Linked DNA regions of Homo sapiens: region 1 is linked to region 2. Evidence: chromatin contacts called from ENCODE Hi-C or POLR2A ChIA-PET data. All regions are on one chromosome and are shown on one strand. Each heading gives the region's core, a stretch centred on a gene start or an enhancer-like site at or near the end of the contact. The rest is flanking DNA. Distances are from core to core; before and after follow the strand shown. Region 1 overlaps TBL1X (transducin beta like 1 X-linked). Region 2 has its middle 120 kb from the start of TBL1X.

Region 1 (4,830 bases), core at 1,029-3,528, 310 kb before region 2:
TCTTAGATTATTAGATACAAGCATGAGAATATTCTCTGAATGGACTCCTAACCCTAACAGCTGTATTTAATGCCCTTCAGCTCTGTGGGCTTCATCACACCAAAATCAAGAGAAACCATCCATCAGCTGGGTGTCCCGGCGTTTAGCTGCGCTTATCTCTAAGTGGCTCACTTGAAGGTGGTGGTTGTTTTCATGGATCTTCTTCAGTTTTTTGACTCAAGTGAGTCTCCTGGCCAGTATTCCTCTGCAAGAACCACTGTTCCAGACAAACCTCACCACACACAAGGCTGGGAATAAAAATTCCTCCTCCTCCTCTTTTTTCTAAGACCAGAACTAAATTTCACAGGAAGATGGTAAATTATGGATCTCCCACCCAGGGCTTTGCTGTTTAATTTCCCACAAATAAATGTGCTGTTATTATAGTGGTATTCGTAGTGTAGCAGAACTCTCAAGCACAGAGAAGGTCACTGCAAACCTCATTTCTGGCTTGAGTGATGGCACACTGGTGTGCCGTTCCTGTCTGGGCGACATTTCCTAAGGCCAGTCCACAAGCACCTTCCTTCACAGAAGAGGAGGGGGATGTTTTGGAAGAAAAGTTAAATTCTTGACTGATGGAGACAAGACCCACGATTTTGGAAGAAGTCAGAGAAAGAGGAGAGAAGCACAGGAGCTCTGGGTGTACATGTGGGGAGGACCTGCTCTATGAAAATGATTTTTGACTTTTAATGATGTGTCACATGCACCCCTCAGCCCAGGGCATGAGGACTGCCCTCTACACCAAGGTTCAAAGCAAAGTGCCATCGACAGCTATGTATTCTGTGGGAAAAAGTCCGCCTTTGTCTTCTGTGCCAAGAACTATTTTTGTGGACAAATAACATGGAGTTTGGAATGTTCATGCTTTATTACAATTACTACTTTTTATTGCAACTATTACTTCTTATGACAGTTATGACTTTATTACAATAAAGTTAGGGTAAATCAGGGTGAGAGTCCCCATCCGTATAGGCTTATTGGCTAGAGATAAGGTAGCTCACGTCCTGAGAGCCACAGAGAACAGGTAAAGATGTGGGATTCAGGGAGCCTTTGGCCAAGCGCCAGAGACCCTGACTTCTAGGGGCAGCTGCACCACTATCTAGCCCTGGGATTGGAGGGTCAGTTATATGGCTGTTTCCTTATCTCTAAACTGAGTATCAAATAGCCCCTATGTAAAGGGGAGAGTGTGAGGAGTCAATGCTTTTATGCAGAGCCCGATGCACAGAAAATATCCAGTATGTGGGAGCTGGTATTTTAGCTCCTCCAGCAATTCCCCAAGAGAGACCTGAAAGGTCAGTAGGAGAGGATCAGGGAAACACACACCTGCCTCGCCCATGACCACTCAGGGCTCGACTCCTCGTCCTGGCTCATCAGCAATGTCAAGCAGGCAAGGTGGCACACATAAAGCCCAACCAAAAAGAACTACCACCAGAGGCCTGTGTTTGGGCATTCTTTTCTAGTATGTACAGCTGGAGACACAAGCCGCATTCTAACACCTAACCGGTTTCCCGAACAGCATCCGCTTCCAGCCTTCGAGTTCTGAGAACTCCTGTGGATGTTTTCCAATTTCTCCAGTTCTAAAATAAAGGAGAGTTTTGGCAGCACTCACAGCTCCTCCTTGGCCCCAAACAGGAGGGGGATGAGAGGGGAGTCTTAATTAGAGCAACTGTGTTTATTTTCTTGCCTGACCCAGCTTTGATTAAAGACACCTTCAATTAGGTTGATTTGAGGTGTTTGGAGTTGTGATTGCGCAAAAACGAAATAACCACCTTCCACTTTGGGTTAAAGCCACAACATTCTCTCACTGTGCTGCTTAAAGAAGGCAAAGAAGAACAAACGAGCATGGGCTGATGGCATTTTTGAAGTTTCTCTGCTAAAGATAAGTAATTCAATATAAGTGATAATTTGGGGTTTAGAGCCGTCAAGAAGCTGAAGGGGAGATTATTTATAGTATTTTTTTTTAAGCCTTGGTTTCAAGGTGGCCAAAAGTCCTATTAATTCGCAGTTCCCTTCACAAAACAGTTCAGCATTCGGTCCCAGGAGAAATGGCTGTTTAAGAGTTTCATTTCATTGAGTATGTAGTTAGAGCACTCAATATGCCATCATTCTGTGGGAGAACACTGGCCCCAAACAAAATCTTAATTGCTGTTTTAATTATCTTAAAAAGTAGAATCACATGGGGCCTGCTGGAGAGCTGGTGCTGGTAGTTAAGGACAGAAAGGGCAAGTTCGTTTCTTGCCAAGAGGCCAGCCGTGTTCTGAAACAGCGAAGGAAGCACGAGCTGATGAAGGGGGCGTGTATTGTAGGAAGGGCAGCGCACAGAGCTCCTCTGACATCACTGGAGGGGAAGCTTTATCTTTCAGCCATTTGCCCTGTTATGTAAACATCTTAAAGATCTTCTAAAGCAGCCCTTGGTTTCTGAAGGCACCTGAGAAAGTGAGTGTCATTAGTTAGGCTGCTATTAGTCAGGCTGTTGGCGTCTGTGCTGGAAGAATCCATTGCTTGGAGGGATGGCCTGGACAAGGCTCAGGTCTTTGGGGCTTGTCTCCATGCAGACTGGACCGAGCCAGGGTCACTGGAAGATCTGCTTGAACTGACCTCAGCCTCTAAAGGGCACCTCTTTCTCCAAGTTGCTTCATGGAAACGAGCAAACTCTGCCCATTTGGAGGCAGCGGCTCTTTTCTCTGCTCAGATGTAAACTGAGTTTATTTTCATTTCACAATCAGTAACCAGCTTAAGACAGAATTTTAAATGTATGTATAAAGTTTACATATAAATCCCAATACACCTTTTCTAACATCTGCCTGGGGAGCAGCTTATTTGGGGGCTGACACAGGCTTGTTTTACCACTTTGCACATCTTTTCATCCTATGTAATTGTAAAGAAGACAATGTGTGGTTCTCGAAACAATCTCATTGTCCAGTGACAGCACGATGAAATAAATTGCAGTGAACACATATGGGAACTATCAGGCCGCCATGAAGATGATTTTAGAAACCAATACACGGCATGGATTGTATGCTAGCTATCAGGTGTGAGTGCTATGTGCACGATACGATCGATCTCACCAGTCATAACTCCAAGAGATAAATATGACCATTACTCTTATTACCATTTTATAGGTTTAACAAATAAAGGCTTAGGGAAGATAACCAACTTAAATCCCAGCGAAGCTAGGATTTAAAGTTACGTTGTTTGACATTAAACGCTGTGGTCTTCCAGTGCAAGTTAAAAATTTCAAAGCTAGGTTAATGGAAAGATATTTATGATATGTCCCAAATTGGGTGGCAGGGGGCGACAACAAAACAGAAAAGAGGGCCAACAAGGTTACAGTTTGACCCAAACCTGTAGGAAAACACATACAGAGGAAAAGTTTGGGGAGAAATGCATAAAAATATTTTATGTTGCTTGCTTTCTTTCATACACTTCTCTCCATTTACCCACAATCAGATATACAATACTTTCAGTACGAAAATATTCCCCGCAAAGTAAAAAATTTCCCATTAGTTTTACGGTTATATTTATTTACTTGGAGTCAATGGTCTGAAATGGTAAATATAATCAAAGAATTATTTCTTCGTTACTAGAGTTCCAATGCCGAGCAGTGACGCCTCCATTTAAATATGGAATAAACTAGTGGCATAAGATGCGGCCAGGAAAACAGCATTTCAGGCAGGGGCAATGTCCATGACAGGGGACTGTGTGGGAAAAGCACGGCTCCCAATTGCATGTGTATCTTTCTACACGTTGTATAGTTTCTACTCTGAACATGGACTACTCATATTTATTAAAACGTAAAGAAAACCTGGGAATGTCGGCTGGGCGTGGTCGCTCACTTGAGTCCAGGAGTTTGAGACCAGCCTGGGCAACACAGTGAAACCCATCTCTACAAAAAATACAAAAATTAGCTAGGTGTGGAGGCATGCCCCTGTATTCCCAGCTATTTGGGAGTCTGAGGCACGACAATCGCTTGACCCTGGGAGGTGGAGGCTGCAGTGAGCCGACATCGTGCCACTGTACTCCAGCCTGGGTAACAGAGCAAGACCTTGTCTCAAAACAAACAAAAACGACCTGGCAATGTCTTCAGAGATAATCAGTATGAAAACAACTATATAGGAAATGAGGCTACAGGGTTGGGAGGGCAGAGCAGAGGAGAGGTTTTGTGTTAGAAAAGGAATGCCGCTTTTCACAGAATAAAATCATCCCTGACGGGACATGGTGGCTCACGCCTGTTAATCCCAGCACTTTGGGAGGCTGAGGCGGGCTGATTACTTGAGGCCAGGAGTTTGAGACCAGACTGGCCAACATAGCAAAACCCCATGTCTACTAAAAATACAAAAAAATTAACTGGGCGTTGTGGCGCACGCCTGTAATCCCAGCTACTCAGGAGGCTGAAGCAGGAGAATCACTTGAACCTGGGAAATGGAGGTTGCAGCGACCCAAGATTGTGCCACTGCACTGCAGCCAGGATGACAGAGCGAGCCTCCATCTAAAAAAAAAAAAAAAGAAAAGAAAAGAAAAAATCCCCATGATGAGGCATTCAGAAAAGGTCCTTTCTGTGCCCTGCCACCCTTCTGGGTTAATTAGTGGCTGGCTGGGGCTTTCATCCAAAGCCCACATGCACGTCAACGGCAGATGCTATGGTGACAGGAAGGAAGCCCTCTTGAAAATGCTCCACCTAGCAAGAGCAAGCCACTACCAGGGAAACCCACATCACATGAGCCGGACAATGCATGTAAGAAAAAGAGCACTGCCTCCCTTTCATCCTCTCCTCCTCTGGCCACAGTTCAACACAGA
Region 2 (4,418 bases), core at 1,539-4,038:
CAAAAATAAGAAAAAATAAAATCCACCATCTTGCTGAAATGCACATATGTATATATATCAACATGCAAAACACTCTAGTAGAGAATATAACAGAAGGGAACATTTCCACTCCCCACCGCCAATATTTAGGCTTTGCAGGACATCCCCAGAATGTGGCGGGCAGTGCTTTGGGAGAGAGGGCTCCTCCCGAGGCTCTGGGATATTAGGATATTGGCGATGCCCCCCCCCCAGACACCTGGAGCACCCCCTACTGTCCTGTTTTGCTCACCCTCTTTTCTTTTCTTTCTTTTTTTTTTTTTTGTTGAGATAGGGTCTCGCTTTGTCACCCAGGCGTGAGCACAGTGGCACGATCATGACTTACTGCAGCCTCAACCTCCCAGGCTCAAGCAATCCTCCCACCTCAGCTTCCCAAGTAGCTGTCACCCTCTTTTCTGACATAAGGTCTAACTAAGGTCAAGAATCAGCTTTAGGCTTGGAAACTTGGCCAATGTTTTCTGCCTTTAACTCTAGAAAGTTTCAGACAGGAATTCCAAACAACCCCAGTGCAGGCAATGGCAACAGACGGACCCATGGTGCAGAGGAAACTGTATTCATTTCTTGCACTGAAGCTAGTGAAGAAAAAGGTGACTTATGTGACTACACAATGGGGAATAACTTAGGATACCGTCCTTAAATGTTAAACAAGAGGAATACTGTGCAAGAGGGATATGGTTACTACATTCTGGCATATACAATTCCACGCGGTGGAATTTAAGCCCTCATTTAAAGTATAATTTTGAAAAATATTTAGTGACCTAGAAAAATATTTATTTTTTAATACTAGGTAACCAAATCGGAATGCTGAACTATTTATACAGAGTGAGCCCGATTTTATTATTTACCTCACCTCCATCCTCAACTCCCATTTTTGGATGGGAAAATTCTTCCACACAGAGGAAAACGACAGGCACGTCGTGAATGCAAACGTCAACGTTGGTTTTCTCTGGGAATTTTTATTTTCTTGGACAGAAAAGTGGCTACACTTTGTTTTTTATTAGGAAGAGAAGCCGCTTTAACATCTAAGTAGTGAAGCCACAGCGAAGTGAAGAAGCCCCTTCACCCATCAGATGGCTTAAGAACGTCATCCTGGCGTCTTCCAAAACTCCTCGAATCCCCTCCTGCCGTGATGACACAGAATCAGAGGCTTCCAGGGGTACGCTTAGGGGGCATCTGATGCGCAGGTGCACACGGCAGCTACTGAGCCCCAACTCTGGAGTGTTCTTACTCAGGGATTTAATTATAGGACGGGGTCGTCAGGAGCAGGTCTCCCACTGCCCTGCAGGAACCCTTTTTGACCTTCAGTAGAGACAGAGCCCTAAAACTTTGGGCCTGATTTTCCCTTCCCCAACTCCTCCTCGTGCCCTTCCCAGGCACTTCCTCACCCCCAGAGACTCCCTTCTTTACCTCTGTCCCCAAGTCCCTCTCCACCCAGGCCTTCTCAAGGGCTCCCCCGCAGCAGGACCCCTCTGCCGTCCCCTTTCCTGTTTCAGAGTGTCGCGGCGTTCTGGGAACCACAGCACCCCCCAACAGCCCTGAGATCCCCGGGGGAGGACCCGGTGAACCTGAGCCGTGTTTTGGGAGCACAGGGAGACACCCGCGCGGGCGGCCGGCGGCGTGGGGGCGGGGCGCTGCGAGTGCGCAGCTCTTCTAAGGTCCTCGGTAATTCTTTCCCAGTCCACGTAGGGCGCTGGCACAGACCGGCCCCGAGTCTGATCCTGGGGGAGGGGAGGAGAAGAGAGGGGAGGGGAGGGGAGGAGGCTGGAAGACTAAGAGGGAGGAGGGAGGCTGTGGCCTAAACTCCAATGCAGGGAGAGGAGGCTAGGAGGGGGGAGGGAGGGACAGAGAGGGGATGAAAAGCAGAGGAGGAGGGGGAAGGGGAGGAGAAGGAGGAGAGAGGGGTGCAAAACGGAGGAGGAGGGGGGAGGAGGGAGGGGGTGAAAAGCAGAGAAGGATGGGGAGGGGAGAGGTGGAGGGGAGAAGGAGGGGGAGGGTAAAAAGCAGAGGGGGAGGGGAGGAAGAGGGAGGGGTGAAAGCAGAGGGGGAGGGAAGGAGGGAGGGGGTGAAAGCAGCGGGGGAGGGGGAGGGGAGGTGGGAAGGAGCAGGGGGAGGGTAAAAAGCAGAGGGGGAGGGGAGGAGGAGGGAGGGGGTGAAAAGCAGAGGGGGAGGGGAGGAGGAGGGAGGGGGATGGGAGGTGAGGGAGGGAGGACAAGGGGAAGTGAAAAAGGGAGGAGGGGGAGGGGAAGTGAAAGAGGGAGAAGCGGGAGGGGAAGTGAAAGAGGGAGGAGGGGGAGGGGCGCCACCCAGCCTCTTTCCGGAGGAGACTCATTTAGATGCAATGGCCAATTTTTTTTTTTTTAAACCAGACTGTATAAATTTACAGTTTCCTTTTCAGCTGAAGCAGACAATGTTAAAACACATTAGATTTTCTGTTTCGGAATGCAAATTAAACATAGGCAAGCTCTTGGAAGGCTTCATTGAGGGCTTGAGAAAATAGGAGATTGAAAACGTCGATGCTTGAGTAAGGCAAGAGATTTTAGCCTTGCAGCAATGTGGTCGTGTGTGTGTTTACTTAAAAAGAGAAAATTGCTTAATAATAAAACGGCCCTAGTCTTCCTTGAACATAACAGGAAGCACTGCTTAAAAAAACATTTATTTCTTTTTTTTTTTACAGCCACCATTTATTTGTCGGTGCACAGGGAGGGGGTGCCGTTGAGGCAGGGTTGGGGTAGTCACCCAGGCACTCCCCAAAGCCTGCTCACCCGGCCCCTCCAACCCCAAGGAGTGGAATCTAGAAGCAGCCCCTAGGGGCTCTCCCCTCTAATCTAGAAATGACTTTCCTAAACAGCTGTCACTATAAACTAGGTTCCTTTCTGTTCTCTGTCCCCTTTTTTCACCCCCAAAGCAAAAACAACAAAAACACAACCTAATAGAAAAGCCCCTCCCGCCGCAACTAAAAACAAGCAGAACACTCGCCCCAAATTCTGTTTCTGCTGTTCCTGCCCCCGTTTATAGGAGCCTTGTGGGCTATTTTCTGCTCTTTTCTCCCCCTGGAGAGTTATTTAAGTCCTTTAAATGCCATTCTGTGCACACATAACTTAAAAATGGTCTGGCACGGGGGAAAAGTTGGCAAATGTCTAGTTCACAATCTGTTGGGTTATGTGAAGCCAGATTCAGTAAAAACTCTATTGGCTTCCGGAGCCAGGTTATGCAACATCTTAAAAGGGTTTGGGGATGTGTCTGTAGGAGGGGGAAGGGGGACCTGAGAGGGGAAATACCGAGCTGGGTGTCACATGTAAGTTTGCTATACTGGGGATGGCCGTGGACACAGACGGGTGTAGGGAGCTGCACCATTTCAGTCTTAAGAGCAAGAAGCCCCCCTGCATTTTAACTGTGTGGGCTTTGAAAATAGGGGTGAGGGGACCAAAAGGCCTTCCCGGGCCATGAGTTCCTGTAGGGTCTCCACGTTGAGATGGCGAGTGGGGGATGGGCCCGTATGAGCCGGCTAGGGCTGCCATGCCAGAGTAGCAGACAGGGATTCCCTCACATTCTGGAGGCCACATGTTTGAAACCCAAGTGTCACAGGGCTGCTTTCTCCCGCAGCCCCTCTCGGTGGCTTGTAGACGGCCTGTATCCTCCCATGGTCGTCCCTCTGTGTGTGCCTGTGTCCTCATCGCCTCTTCTTATAAGGACTCCAGTACTACTGGACCAGGGCCCACCCTAATGACCTCATTTTAATTTAATTACCTCCTTAGAGATCCTGTTTCCAAATACGGTCACATTCCAAAAGGTAGTGGGGATTAGAGCTTCAGCCCTTGAATTTTAGGGATTATTCCCCATTATGGGATGGGGAGAACACTTAGGAGGCTTGATAAGGGAAGCAGAGAGGGTGGGGAAGGAGTTTGCATCCCTTGGGCATCCAGGCCTCGGGATGCCCCGGCCCCTCAGCCCCTGGGTTTGCAGACTGGAGAGCAGGGCTGCTCCCAGGGAAGTGGGCGGGGTGGGGGCGGGGTAGCTGTTAACTGCTAGACTTGGGCCTGTCGCCCATATGACAGCTGCATTTTTAATTCTCTTTTGGAATATTCCTTCTGTATTGCAGTTTCACCATAGCCTGAGAGCCAGCTGGATAAGCTGCTAGGGACACAGGATTCCCTAGTGATAGCGCAGGGCAGCAGTGGTGTCTCAGTGTCTTGCTCACATCTGTGTGCTTGGCACCTGGGAGGGAGCCCCAGGTAATTCTGCAGACTTAAAGGAGGGGAGGAGCAAGCTCACCCTGTGGGTTTTCAAGATGCTAATTTAATCTTCGTTGTTTGTACTTGACAGAAACCACAAAGCTTGTTTATCCAAAGTAGTATCTTTTGTGGTGAAACGATTATCAGTAA

The links. A loop is a pair of places that touch in the nucleus more often than their neighbours do. ChIA-PET counts read pairs that join two places held with the same protein, here RNA polymerase II (POLR2A). Pooled maps may share reads with other maps.
Region 1: a map of natural killer cell shows a loop between it and region 2 (5-fold over the local background). The contact joins two enhancer-like sites. A Hi-C loop is called at or near these places in 2 of 168 maps with a recorded cell type or tissue (B cell and natural killer cell), 3 of 37 single-sample maps with no recorded cell type and 15 of 50 pooled maps. POLR2A ChIA-PET finds 5 or more read pairs at or near these places in 4 of 52 experiments (CD8-positive, alpha-beta T cell, T-cell, naive thymus-derived CD4-positive, alpha-beta T cell and 1 more).

Annotation. Positions count from the first base shown.
Region 1 is chrX:9,644,369-9,649,198 of GRCh38, reverse strand. All of the region lies in intron 3 of TBL1X (transducin beta like 1 X-linked), which reads right to left. Among named protein-coding and RNA genes, the nearest start is that of GPR143, 120 kb to the left of the region's middle. Within about 2 kb of position 2,278, at least 3 of the 41 ENCODE cell types and tissues checked have a DNase peak (open chromatin) inside an H3K27ac peak, as active enhancers do.
Region 2 is chrX:9,340,006-9,344,423 of GRCh38, reverse strand. No RefSeq gene overlaps it. Among named protein-coding and RNA genes, the nearest start is that of TBL1X, 120 kb to the left of the region's middle. RefSeq lists an enhancer at 2,365-2,424. Within about 2 kb of position 2,788, at least 34 of the 41 ENCODE cell types and tissues checked have a DNase peak (open chromatin) inside an H3K27ac peak, as active enhancers do.